Linked DNA regions of Mus musculus: region 2 is linked to region 1. Evidence: chromatin loops called from intact Hi-C (ENCODE). Cell type or tissue: heart. All regions are shown on one strand. Each heading gives the region's core, and the rest is flanking DNA. Links, peaks and the distances in the headings are about the cores only.

The links. Hi-C counts contacts between places; a loop is a spot of excess contacts. Peaks named below come from ENCODE experiments on the same cell type or tissue, not always from the same donor. Only the 100,000 strongest peaks of a DNase experiment are listed, where the experiment ranks them.
Region 2: a loop joins it to region 1, with 7 times the contacts of the local background. A loop is called at or near these places in 9 of 42 quality-filtered maps.

What each region holds. Positions count from the first base shown.
Region 1 is chr7:141,044,997-141,052,079 of GRCm38, forward strand. No RefSeq gene overlaps it. Among named protein-coding and RNA genes, the nearest start is that of B4galnt4, 12 kb to the right of the region's middle. In heart, for the core only: CTCF peaks have their summits at 2,431, 3,437 (motif pointing left) and 4,036 (motif pointing left); DNase peaks (open chromatin) are centred at 2,465, 2,975, 3,425, 4,105 and 1 weaker place; H3K4me3 peaks cover 1,408 bases; H3K27ac peaks cover 1,347 bases; H3K27me3 peaks cover 913 bases.
Region 2 is chr7:141,173,035-141,180,117 of GRCm38, forward strand. It overlaps Gm51459 (a long non-coding RNA gene), which reads right to left. Exons shown (of 3, transcript XR_003946684.1): 2 at 6,846-6,943; 3 at 5,613-5,873. It also overlaps the pseudogene Gm5905. Among named protein-coding and RNA genes, the nearest start is that of Gm51459, 7.0 kb to the right of the region's middle. In heart, for the core only: CTCF peaks have their summits at 2,214 (motif pointing left) and 3,349 (motif pointing left); a DNase peak (open chromatin) is centred at 3,347; H3K27me3 peaks cover 1,063 bases.

The DNA of each region.
Region 1 (7,083 bases), core at 1,300-6,299:
CTAATTGTTTTCTTAACTAGAGAAAAATCATAATAATGTTATCAAATTTAAACCTCATCAGGATTTTCACATTATGGAACTGTTTTGTTCTGAGGTGTTTGGGGTTGGTGGGTTTTTTGTTTGTTTGTTTTGTTTTGTAAGTAGAAGTGGGCTGGGACTCAGCTCAGTACCTTGCTCAGCGATCATCAAGGAAGCCTCCCCTTGCAGTAAATGGGAACTCGCACAGAGATCCACACTGGACAGTGTGCAGAGTGAGAGACTTTGGAGCACTCCGTCCTAACCTGGACATCTTCCTCAAACCCCTCCCCTCAGGGCTCAGGGATGTATGTGGAAGAGAAGACAGAAAGATTTAGAGCCAGAGGGGATGGATGACACCAAGGAAACAGGCAAGACCCAGGAGGTCTGACTCACGTATGAGCTCATGGAGACCGTGGTAGCATGCTCAGGGCCTGCACAGCTTCAAGCCACATGGGGTCCCAGCACTGAGAAGGCAAAGTGGACACAAACTCCCACCTTAACCAAAAGCTCTCTCCACTTGACGTCTGCTTCCAAATGAAAAGTCAATTTCCTCCCATGGAGTCTCACTGGATGGATAGATAGATAGATAGATAGATAGATAGATAGATAGATAGATAGATAGATAGATAGATAGATAAAGATAGAGATAGCACATATAACCATAGGACCCATGCTTAGCAGTAAATGGCCAACACAAAGGAACTCAATGGTAGTAGACTTTGTCTCATATTGCTTTGTTTGGGCATTTTTACCCTACTGGCTTTTTGCTTGTATAATATGATTTCTGAATTTGTGGTTTTATGGGTTTTATTTGTGTGTACATTTTGTAAAAAAAGATTTATTTATTACTATGCATAAGTACACTGTACCTGTCTTCTGACACACCAGAAGAGGGCATCAGATCTCATTACAGGTGGTTGTGAGCCACCATGTGGTTGCTGGGATTTAAACTCAGGACCTTCGGAAGAGCAGTCACTACTCTTACCTGCTGAGCCATCTCACCACGTGTGTACATTTTTTAATTGTCGTCTTTGAAGATTTGGGGGGCGTTGTTTTAATTTTTTTTAACCTGTTTGTTTTCTAAAGAGAGAGAGAAAGAATGTGGAATTGGATGGTTGGGGAAGATCTGGGAGGAATTTAGGAAGGGGAAACCATGATTAGAATATATTGTAAGAAAATTTTGTTTGTTTGTTTGTTTGTTTGTTTGTTTTTCGAGACAGGGTTTCTTTGTGTAGCTCTGGCTGTCCTGGAACTCACTTTGTAGACCAGGCTGGTCTCGAACTCAGAAATCCACCTGCCTCTGCCTCCCAAGTGCTGGGATTAAAGGCGTGTGCCACCATGCCTGGCTTAAGAAATTTCTTTTTAAAAAGAAATCCAAGAATAAATAAATAAAATAAAAGTGGAGGCCGTAGGATGGTGACCCGAAGACCTTGGGGTTGGTCTTGTGCGCTGCGTAGTGTGCAGGTTTAGATGCTCAGTTCTATCTATGATCAGGTCACAGTCTGTACATGGGCACTGTATTAACCAATGTGCTGTAAAGAATGTCCCCAACAATCTCTGATTGGGTAATAAAAGGCTAGAGCCTGTGACTGGGCAGGAGAGAGAGGAAGGTCGGACTGGAGATCGAGTAAGGAGGGTCTCAGGGTAGGGACCACGAGAGGAAGGACAGAGGATGTGGAAGAAGAATGTCACTACGACACCTCGAGGGAGGATGGACCATGAGCCTGTGGCCAAGAGAAGCTCCCACTGAGGACACACGAAGAACAGAGCAAGATTCAGTTGGCAAATAATGGGTCACTTATCTGGTTGTTAATAGCCTAGCAGGGTTATAATAATTCCAGAACCTGCGTAGCTTAGGCTTGCAGCTTGTCAATAAATTCTGATACCTCTGAGCTGTTTACTCCGGAGCTAAATGGGAGGGAGTGGGGCAGAAATCCCCAAATGCTGGAATTCAATGTGTCTATTGCCACACCCTCTTTGTGCTGTCATGACGATCATACCAAGGGCCTGGTGCATGGTAGGCAAGCCATTGAGACAAAGAACCACAAGTCTGTGAAAGCAAAAGACATAGACTCTCGATTGTGAATAGTGGTGGTAAGCTCTAAGGCTGGCACCAAGAGATAGGGGGTGACTTGTTAGTGGAAGATAAAGGCTGCTGCAAAGAGTGTGCTAACGCTAACTAGCTTTAGTTAGTTTTGTGGCCACAACAGTTTTCTGCTTCAGTGTGCGAAGGATATGGTTCCCAAGAGACACTGTGGTTTCCTGCCTGCAAGGAAAGAGGCCAGAGAGTCCTTTCTGAAGTTACAGCCCTGGAGAGGCCTAAGTCTGAAACAACTCCCATCCCAGCCCCCCTGTGGGAGCCACCACATCTCCAACTGCAAGGGCTTCCGGTCTGATATATGGACCCCACCCGACTCCAAGTTAACAGGGAGTTTGCCAGGTCCTTGGAAGGTGTCAGAAGACAAGAATCTTTGAGTGAGAGCCAAAAGATGTGGCTCCCCCCAACCCCAAGAGGAGTGAGCACCTAACTACATGTCACAGTCCTTCAAAGGGCAGGCAGAGTCTCTTAGGCCAAGGGCAGAAGTTGGGTCCGGACAAACAGAGTGGACATTCTTCCTGGGAGAAAAAGGGTGGCGCTGCCTCCTGTACTCTGGGCCCTTCTTTCTTTCTCTGTAGAGTTAGCGCTCCAGAAGCCTTCACCCCTAGACCTAGCCCTGGATCTCTCTCGACCTCTTCCCAGCTTCTATGCTGTACTCCCCACAGTCCCAGGCCTCTTTCTGCTCCTCCCCATCTTCAGGGATTTCCCCGCCCCTGCCCCCCCCCCCCCCCCCCCCCGCCGTCATCGCTTGGTTACCTACCCCCATTCTCTAAGATCTCCTTCCCTCAACCCCCATTGGCTTGGTCCCCTTCCCAACTAGCTCCACCCTGTAGGCACTGTCACTTCTCGGAAGAGAGGAGGCAGGAAGCTGGGAAGCAGCCAGTCTTCTGTCCTCCCACGTCCCTGCATACCCGGGTGCACTACAGCTCTCCAACTCCAGCTTTCACCCACCCCGCCCTTATCCAAACGGGTTTGCTCCCTGTGTGCCCCTTCCTTGCCTCCGTGTGTTCCCCACACATTCCCACGCACCCCTTCTTTGACCTACAGCGCAATTTTCAGAATGCCACGTTCTCCCATCCCCCTGCCCTCCCGCCCCACGGACCCTGTCCCTTCCTGCTGCCTGGAGACTAGGAACTTCTGCACTCGAGGATACTATAGACATAGCCTCCCGATATTGTTCACCAGGCGCCAAGCACATCAGAAAATGTGCCACCCATTCCCAACACCTCTTCAGAGCATTCTGGCTTCCTAAGCGTAGATCCTGTCCCGGGGCGAGGACCTGAGCACTTCAGGGTCCAAATAGCAGTCTACGGCGCCACCTGGTGGCCATTCTAACAACACGGAATTCATGGGCAGAGGGGCGTAGCCCAGCGGCGGGAACAGTCGGCGGGGGTGGAGGGGAGGGGCAGGTGAAATTACTCAATTTCAAGGAGGGGCTGCCCCAGTAGCTGTCCCTTTCAGTTCCACAGGACTCCAGGCCCCCGAGTTTCATCCAAATGTCCATTTTACTTCTCTTCCAAATGTCAGGCATTCCTGGTTATACTGAAGCCAAAAGCCAGGAACAGTAATTGAAAGATAGGTAGAAATGCAACATGGAGGAAGAGAAGTCAGGGTCCTGCTGGCCCTAGGGTCCGGAGCAGAGTGTAAGGAGCTTAGGGATGGAGAGGATGTAGCCACAGGCAGTTTGGGCACCCCATCCCCACCCCACCCCCGCAAACCTACTCATCTCCAGAAAAAGAGACCCACTAGTTAGGTACAAAACAGAGAAATGGGGCCAGTGGCAGGTTCTAGGCCAGAAAAGGCCCAAAGATGAGCCAAAATGCCTAAATCAAGAACTCAGAAAAACAACGCTCATACACATTATGTCAAAGCAATACAGAACCCAGACAAAAGAGCCCTCTTGTGGTCAAAGCTGAACAATTGCAACAACAAAGATAAGCAAAGGGTGTGTGTTGGAATAGCCAAAAGTATGAAATTAGTATCCCAGAGTCCAGCCCGTGTGACTAAATCAATGGATGGCAATGAGGCTCTCACAAAGAATCCTACACCGAAGCAGCGCAGGTTCCAGCTGAGGCTTTAAACCTCCACTCTTCCTGTTCCTTTCCCAGAGCTAAGCAGAGGTGACCATCCTGAAGAGGCACAACAAACACAGTGCAGTATCAACATCAGCAGTCCTGAGCCACGGAGCAGAACAGATTGACAGTGAGGACTCCAAAGGTGACCTGGGGACATTGCCCAAGCCCCCTGTCTCAGTCCCACCCTGAGGAAAATTATGGGCAGCCCTGGGTGGAGGAAAGCCCTAGTACAGACTGACCTGCCATGCTTTTAACCACCTGAGTCATCAGAGACAGGTTGTCATTGCCTGAGGAGTTGTGGTGACTCAGAGTTATGGAAGAGCCTAGACAGATATCTGGGGCAGAGGAGAACATGGGGAAATATGAAGAAACTGGGGAATATGAATAGACCCATGGACTTCGGTTAAAAATAGTGCATCAGCTTGGGAGTCAGCACGGGTGTCAGTCAGGGCATTGGCTGCACAAGCATGAAGCCCTAAAAGCCAGGCCTGTAACCTGAGCTCTGAGGGGGTGGGAGGCAAAAACTGAAGGATGGCTGGGGCTCCATGGCTAGTCAGACTAACAAACAAACAAACAAACAAAACCAAACAAACCCCAGCAGCCTCCAGGTTCACAAAGAGATCAGGAGAAAAAGACAAAAATGACAGAGAAAGACACTTGATGTCTTCCCTTGGCTCTATGTCTGAGAATGCATGCACTCATACATACCACATGCACACACATACACATCACATGCACATACATGTACCATATGCATACACCACACACAGAGTAATGCATGAATATTACAGCAACAAATACATCACAGGAAAGCAAAACTGGCTTCATACTGCGTATTATGTGTTTGGGATTTCTATACATATAATACTGTTCGTAAAATCGTTACTGTTGGGGGGTGGTCTATGTGGTTGGGGGGCTGGCTATGCTGGGGTTACAAGTGTGGACTACCCTTTGCCTTGATTCCATTGTTCTTGAAAACAGATTTATTTATTTAATCTATATGAGTACACTCTCTTCAGACACCAGAAGAGGGCGTCAGATCCCATTACAGATGGTTGTGAGCCACCATGTGGTTGCTGGGAATTGAACCCAGGTCCTTTGGAAGTGCAGTCAGTGCTCTTAACCGCTGAGCCATCTCTCCAGCCCTTGATTCCATTTTTTTTTTTAATTATTGTCTTGTTTTGTTTTATTTTTCAAGACAGGATTTCTGTATGTAACAGAACCATTGGCTGTCCTGGACTCACTCTGTAGACCAGTCTGGCCTGAAATTCAAGAGATCTGCCTGCCTCTGCCTCCTAAAGGCTGGGATTAAAGGTGTGAGACACCACAACCATCCTTTTTTTTTTTTTTGAGACAAGTTCTTACCATGTAGACTAGGCTGGCTGTACTGGCTGGTTATCAGTGTCGACTTGACACAAGTCTATCAGAGAAAAAGGAGGCTCAGTTGAGAAAAATCCCTCTGTAAGATCCAGTTGTAAGGCATTTTCTCAATTAGTGATTGATGGGGAAGGGTCCAGCCCATTGTGGGCGGTGTCACCCCTTTGCTGATGGTCCAGGGCTCTACAAGAAGTCAGCTGAGTAAACCATGGAAAGTAAGCCACGGGAAACAAGCAGTTAACCAGCATCCTTCCATGGCCTCTGCATCAGCTCCTGCCTCCAGGTTCCAGTCTTGTTTGAGTCCCTGTCCTGATTTTCTCCAGTAATGGACTATGATCTGGAAGTGTAAGCCAAATCAACCCTTTTCCTCCCAACTAGATTTTTGGTAACGGTGCTTTCATCACTTCATCACGGTAACAGAAACCCTAAGACACTGGCCTTGAACGCACAGACATCCATCTGCCTCCGCCTCCCAGGGTCTGAAATCAAAGGCATGCACCACCACACTCAGTTCTCAGTTCTAGTTTGTAAACTGCTATACAAATAAATTTTGTGTTTGTTTACCCAACCCTCCCCTGACTGGGCTCCGGGAAACATGGAAGCCCCTCCCAATTCACAGGGCTCCGAGACTGATTGACAAGGGGTTTTGGAAAGTCCTTGGAGCGCTGGTAATGCTGCCAATGAAGTGGAACTCCAGCAAGGCAGGGCCAAAGGGCCTTCACCGCTAAAGATAAGTGAGGATGATGATCACACTGGGCAGTGGTTAAAGACAAAAAGGACCAGGCCTAATGACACACACCTATAATCCTCACGCTCAGGAGGCTGAAGCGAGCAGATCCTTCCGAACCAGAGGCCATAGAGCTTGGCCAACCACGGTATCAGGGGGCGGGGAGCTAGAGGAGGTCATAGAGCTCGGCCAACCAGGGCATCAGGGGGCGGGGAGCTAGGGGGGAGGCCATAGAGCTCGGCCAACCAGGCTATCAGGGGGCGGGGAGCTAGGGAGGGAGAACCATTCACAGCTAAGAGGGTCGGGGTGAAAGTTCAGGAGGTGAAGTTATGCATGGGGACCCGCGTGTCATCCCTTAAACATAGCGAAAGCTGGTCATGGCCCCTTTCTGTCTCCAGCTCAGAGGAGGCTGCAGTGCAACTTTCTGAATCCCGGTTCATCCAACACCAGCCGCCTCCATCAACCACAATGGGATCAAAGTTGTGTACTTGAGGTGAGGTTGGCGACACATATGCCTGGTCCCGAAGATCAGTCCCTTGGGTCTGTCTCCAAAAACAGTTGGTAATGACGCTGCCAAGGTAACCAGTGACTGGAACAGTCTGAAAATGACAGTGAAACTGACCATCCAGACGGACAGGCCAGCATGGAGGTGATGCCCTCTGCCTCTGTCTTGGCCTGAGCATCAGAGTCTTCAAGGAGCCACCAAGAGACAGAAAGAAGCAGAAGAACATTACACACAGTGGAAGTGTCACTTTTGATTGTCCAGCACATGCAACACTGGTCTTAGA
Region 2 (7,083 bases), core at 804-5,803, 130 kb after region 1:
TGGCCGATTCCTAGACCCGCTTTTGACCTACGTGATAAATGTGTTTCCGGAACTCTGCCAAAAAGTGTTCTGGAGGTTTTTGTTTGTTTCGGAGCCAAGGCCTCCCTCGTAGCTCTTAATGGCCTGAAACACTCTTTGTAGCCTAGACTGGCATTGAAGTCAAGTTAGCCCTGCCTTTGCCTCCCTGGGCTCTGGGATTACCCTGCCTTTCTTGATTATTTCTATTTGAACAAATATGAACAAACTATGTGGCCACCACATCTGGTCTCTGGATTATTTTATTTTTTTGTTTGTGTGTGCCGTGTATGTGTGCCTGTTTTGAGAGCATAGGAGGCAGACATCCAGTGACCTGCCTGACCGCATTCCACCCCGTTCCCTTCAGACAGAGTCTCTCATTGTCTTACTTTTCTACTGCTGTGCAATACCATGTTCAAGGCAACTTATAAAGGACAGATTTTAAACTTGTGTGTTGCAGAAGGTGAGTTCCTAATCACCATAGATGGGGGCATAGCAAACAGGGAGCCAGCCAGGCCTGCCTGCCTCAAGATGTAGCTGAGAGTTTATATCCTCATCTATAAGTAGGAGGCAGAGAGACACACAGGAAACCTCACAGCCCAGTGGAACACCTTCAACAAGGAGGTGGAAACTGATTTTGTTTACTAGGCAAATTGAAAATGGGTCAGCCTACAATCCTGTGGTCTAGATGAAGACACTGGCACATTGATTGCGTTACTAGCATTTGTTGTAGACCAGGATGGTCTTAAGAAACGTAGGGTGCCTGCCTACAGATGTGATGTCACAGGACCTAATAGCAGGAAAAGTTCCTGAGAGAAGACTTGGGAAGAAGCAGGAGATGGCTCACTTGAGAAAGTCACTTGTCATCAAGTCCAACAAGCTAGTTCTGTTATGGAAGCCCACATGAAGGGGAAAGAAAACTGACTAGAGTTGTCCTCTGATCTCCCCTCAGACTGTGGCATGCCCACACCCGTACACATTCATACACAAAGAATTAAATAAATGTTAAAGAGGAATTAAAAAGAAACAGGTGAAATCTTCATTAAGTCAGTATGTCCAAAATATCCTTTCTGAATGTAATCAGTATTTTTAAATTAAATTGAACGTAATTGTTCACATTCTTTCATACTCAATACTTGAGGCCCTATGGTTATATTGCTCTTGAGATATCTCAGTTCAGGTGAGCCATATTTCCAATGCTCAATGTCTCATGGGATTTTTTCCTTAATATGTTTATTTTTTAATTTTATATCTTCTATTACATTCTCATAATTTGAGGAAGTAGACATGTGTGGGCAGATATAACTGGTAGAATCCAGGGCCTGGAGAGATGACTCAAGGGTTAAAGGCACTAGTTGCTCTTCGAGGGGACCTAAGTTTGATTCCCAGCAACCACATGGTGGCTCACAACCATCTATAACAGGATCTGATGCCCTCTTCTGTCACACAAACATACATGCAAGTAGACATAGATAAATATTTAAAAACAAAACACACAAAACCAGGTAGAATTCAGAAGTGAAACAGGGTGCCCTTTTGGAATGGGGACAGCAGAGGGGTAAGATGTAGCTGCTAGAGTTTCCCCAGTATCATGGCGGATCTGCAAGGATTCAACACCTGCGGAATCAGATTTTAATAAGGCTTACAAGATTAGGTTTTATTTGTTGCATACAGAGGTTGAGTTACCATTGTTTCTGAACTAAGTTTGGGTTGCATTTTCCTTCACGGTGGCTCCTCTGAGTTTAAGAGAGAAAGAAAATAAAAAATGAATATTCGCCAAGCAGTGGTGGTGCACGCCCTTAATCCCAGCATTTGGTGGGCAGAGGCAGGCAGATTTCTGAGTTTGAGGCCAGCCTGGTCTACAAAGTGAGTTCCAGGACAGCAGGGCTACACAGAGCTACCTGCAGCATCCCACGCTTCAGCCATCTGGACAACCAGCAAGCCTCTTCTGCACACATTTCACCTAACAATTCCTAAACAGCAATTTGCAGACTTTGTGAAGTAACTACTAACAATTCAATCCAAATTACTGACAAGTTGTAGAGGAATATTATACAATGCTGTTATTTGATTTTCATTACATAAAATACAAATAAATTTAGAAGGGGCTGGAGAGATGGCTCAGCGGGTAAAAACACTGACTGCTCTTCCAAAGATCCTGAGTTCAAATCCCAGCAACCACATGGTGGCTCACAACCACACGTAATGAGATTTGATGCCCTCTTCTGGCGTGTTTGAAGACAGCTACAGTGTTCTTATGTAAAATAATAAATAAACCAAATAAATAAATAAATTTAGAAAACACAGCTTCAAGTCCTCAATGTAACAAATGGCATGTTAAAATCTGAAGTTCACAAATTTTAACTGTACTTCTCGGAATACCCAAGATACAATTCACAGACTGTATGAAGCTCAAGAAGAAGAAAGACCAAAGTGTGGATGCATCAGTGCTTCTTAGAAGGGGGAACAAAATACTCACAGAAGGAAATATGGAGACAAAATGTGGAGCAGAGACTGACGGAAAGGCAATCCAGAAACTGCTCCACCTGGGGATCCATCCCAAATACAGACTGCAAACCCAGACCCTATTGTAGATGCCGGGAAGTGCTTGCTGCCAGAGCCTGACAAATACAGCGGCGGATGCTCACAGCCAAGCATTGGACTGAGTGTGGGATCCCTGATGGAGGAGTTGGAGAAGGGACTGAAGGAGTTGGTGGAGTTTGCAGCCCCATGGGGGTTAGCAACAGTGTCAACCAGCCAGACCCTCCAGAGCTCCCGGGAACTGGACCACCAACCAAAGAGTGCACGTGGAGGGACCCATGGCTCTGGCCACTTAGGTGGCAGAGGATGGCTTTTTTGGACATCAGGGGGGAGGAGCGGCCCTTAGTCCTGTGAGGGTTCGATGTCCCAGTGTAGGAGAATGCCAGTGTAGGAAACCAGGAGTGGGTGGGTGGATGGGGGAGCACCCTCATAGAGGCAGGGGGAGGGAGGATGGGATAGGGGGTTTCTGGAGGGAGACCTGGCAAGGGGATAAGATTTGAAATGTAAACAAAGAAAATATCCAACAAAGAAAAAAATTTAAACATTAATAGAAAGAGAGAGAGAGAGAGAGAGAGAGAGAGGAAGGAAGGAAGGAAAGAAAGAAAGAAAGAAAGAAAGAAAGAAAGAAAGAAAGAAAGAAAGAAAGAAAGAAAGAAAGAAAGAAAGAAAGAAAGAAAGAAAGAAAGAAAGAAAAAATGCAACACAGCGCTGCTTCTGTGCTCTTTACTATTAATGAAGCCATTTCAGGAGCAGGACCAGCTGTAAAGGGCTCTGGCTCCCTCTAGTGGACGCCAGCTGGCAACATTCAAGGACGATGAGTCCTGCTGAACATGAAGCTGAACATCCAGGAGAGGAAAGGTCCGTCGCTGAAAACCCACCCAGGCTGCCCGTGAAAGTGGGAATACTAGAAATAAATCATGAAGTTCATGCCCCGATCCATCAGAAACCTCGGAGGATCCTCAGCTTGACAGGTGAATGGTCCACAGAGGCCACGGCAGCACCCACAGCTGTTCTCCAGTGGCTGAGCTGAGTGGTATTTGCTATAGTGGGACTGTGGAATTCTGGAGATGTGGAAAGGTATTCTTTCAAGAAACCAGAACACACCTGCTCTCAACATTTCGGGGCTATCACCCTCTGAAATCCAATAAGACAGCTTTCTTTAAAAAAGACTTTTTGGGGAAATGGGGGTCGTGGGGGTGGGCAGAAAGATGGCTCAGAGGTTAAGAGCACTTCCAGAGGTCCTGAGTTCAATTCCCAGCAACCTATGATTGCTCACAACCATCTGTAATGAGATCTGATGCACTCTTCTGGTGTGTCTGAGAGAGCTACAGTGCAGTTATATATATAGAATTTTGTTTTGTTTTGGTTTTTGTTTTTTGAGAGAAGGTGTCTCTGTATAGCCCTGGCTGTCCTGGAACTCACTTTGTAGACCCGGCTGGCCCGGAACTCAGAAATCTGCCTGCCTCTGCCTTCCAAGTGCTGGGATTAAAGGCATATGCCACCACGCCTGGCTCCATATATAGAATTTTAAAAAATCTTTAAAATATATATTTCAGATAGGAATGATACACATGCTAAAATAAATCTTAAAGAACACATGTACAAATCATAAAAATAGGGGCTGGAGAGATGGCTCAGCTGCTAAGAGGACCCATCTTTAGTTCCCAGCACCCACTGAGGGTAGCTCACAACCATCTGTACAGCTCAGGTGTCCCCATACCCTCTTCTGATTTCCAAGGGCACCTGCACACATGGCACACACACACACAAAATCATAAATAAATAAATAAGAATAAGGAGCTAGAGAGATGGCTCAGTAGTTAGAAGTACTTAATGATTTTCTAGAGAATTCAAGTTGTTTCCCACACTGCTGCCAGACAACTTAACTGCTTCGGGGAATCTAACATGTGTGGCCTCAGACAGCTACACCCACACACATACACACCCTTACAAATAATAGAAATTAATCTTTTAAAGTTAAGGGCCGGAGAGACAGGCCAGTGGGTAAGAGTTTTTCTGGTCTTCCAGAGGATCCGGGTTTGATGGTGGGTCGCAACCATCTGTAACTCCAGTCCCAGGGGATTGCATGCCCTCTTCTGACTTCAGGCACCAAGCATGTATGAGGTGAGCAGACATATATAACAAGCATATAAACCACATGTAGACACAAAATAATAAGTCTAAAATATCTTTTAAAAGTTAAAGTTAAATCTTTTTTTTTTTTTTTTAGTATCAATTCTTTTTTATTTTTCAGCTGGAAAACTAGACAATCCTCCAGTTCAGCCAAGTATTAATTAATCCTCTTCCTCATCATCACCAGCTCCAGCCCCGCCCTGGCCTTTCTTGGCATTCTTCCTCTTCATTCGCCCTAGACGGCCGCCACCATAAGGAGAACGGAGGGAGAAGTTGATGTGCTTCTGAGAGTCCAGGCGAACAATGAAGGATGGGATGTTCACCACCTGCTTGCGGACCCTAATGTGACGTTGGCGGATGAGCACACGGGCATGGTGAATAGATTTGGCCAGGCCCAGCTTAAAGACCTGGGTCTGCAGCCGCCTCTCCAAGAAATCCTCAATCTTCAGGCCCAGGATGTAATCCAGCTTCATCTTGCCCTCGTCCAGCACCCCAATGCGAACAAGCCGCCGCAGGAGAGCATTGCCTTCAAACAGAGGCATCCTTCTCGTCCAGCGTCAACAGCTCCCGGGCCGCCTTATGGATCTTGGCCAGGGTAAACTTGACCCTCCAAACCTCACGTTTGTTCCAGAGTCCATACTCTCCAATCAACTTTAGCTCCTGGTCGAGACGCGATTTCTCGAAGGGTCTCCGTGGGGTCACATAGGTTTTGCAACAAACCCAGCTTCTGGCGACCGGCATGTTGACCTCGCTAGGCTGGCTGCGCCTACGAACTCAGGCCCGAGACAAAGAGCAAAGTTAAATCTTTTGATAAGAGGAAAAATAAAAGATCAACCATAGTCTCATTATTCCATCCTCCTCCTCCTCCTCTTCCTCACTCCCTCCCTTCCCTTCTTTCTTTTTTCCTTTCTTCTTTCTTCTCCTCCTCCTTATTCTCCTTCTCCTCCTTCTCCTTCTTCTTCCCCCCTCCTCCTTTCTTCCTTTTAAAGACAGAATCTTTCTGCATACCCTGGCTATCTTTCAACTCACTATGTAGACCCCAACTGTAGAGATCCACCTACCTCTGCCTCCTGAATGCCGGGACTGAAGGTGTGCACCGCCATGTCCAACTCCATGGGATAGGTTCTCAGGTGTTGCTGCATGCATTTGGCCAAGCATGCTGATGTACGCCTTTCATCTCAGCCCTGGGAAACAAGAGACAAGAAGGTCTCTGTGAGTTTAGGACAAGCCACATGCCCATGGGAACATCCTGTCTCAAAACTACTTCTTAGAGAAAACTTGGTATGCGAGCAGGCACACAGATGAGTTTTGTTGCATATTTCAAACATAGAATGTATGCATGTTTATATGAACATGTATGTTCATATACATGTGAGGCTTGAGATGGCCTTGAAGTTACCCTCAGGAGCACCATCAATCCTAGTCTCTGAATTTATAAAGCAAGTGAGTGCTGTACCGGCTGAGCCACCCCTCCAGCCCAGCATAATGTGTGTGTGTGTGTGTTTTACTTATTTATTTACTTTGAGTTTTTTGTGGAGTGGGAGGCTAGGGGAGCAGGGTCTCTCTATGTAGCCCTGTCAAGGAACTCACTATTGACCACGTTGGCCTCAAACCTACAAAGATCTGCCTCCCACCACACCTGGCTCAGACAAGCTTTAATGGGTGCTGTGCATCCTCCTGCAGGCTACTTACTCTGAACAATAAAATGTGGGGTGAGATCTGTCCATGTTAATAGATGTTTATTCATTTCAACAACTGTAAAATATTCTATTGCATAAATATACAAACATTTAGTAAGTTCTTTTACTCCTGGTTTGTCTGATTTTTTTTTTCTCCTGCAGCAAATACACTTTACGTTTCTCTGTATCCTTGTTGGGTCACAGCATACATGATCATCTCATTCTGTCACCCCAAACGGCATAAGAATCCACCTTCCCAGGGCTGGAGTGATGGCTCAGTGGTTAAGAGCACTTATTGCGCCAGGCGGTGGTGGCGCACGCCTTTAATCCCAGCACTTGGGAGGCAGAGATAGGCAAATTTCTGAGTTCGATGCCAGCCTGGTCTACAGAGTGAGTTCCAGGACAGCCAGGGCTACACAGTGAAACCCTGTCTCGAAAAAAAAAAAACACAAAACAAACAAACAAAAGAGCACTTACTGCTTCTCTGGACCTGGGTTCACTTCCTAGAACTCACATGATGGTTCACAGCTGCCCCTAACTCCAGTTCCATGGGATCTGACACCCTCTTCTGGCCTCTGTGGGGACCAAGTGTGCATTTGGTACAAATATACACATGCAGACAAACAGTCATATCAAACAAACAAACAAACAATAAATAAATAAATGAATAAAATCTTTTTATAATTCACCTCCCCAACACGTCAGATCTTCCGTA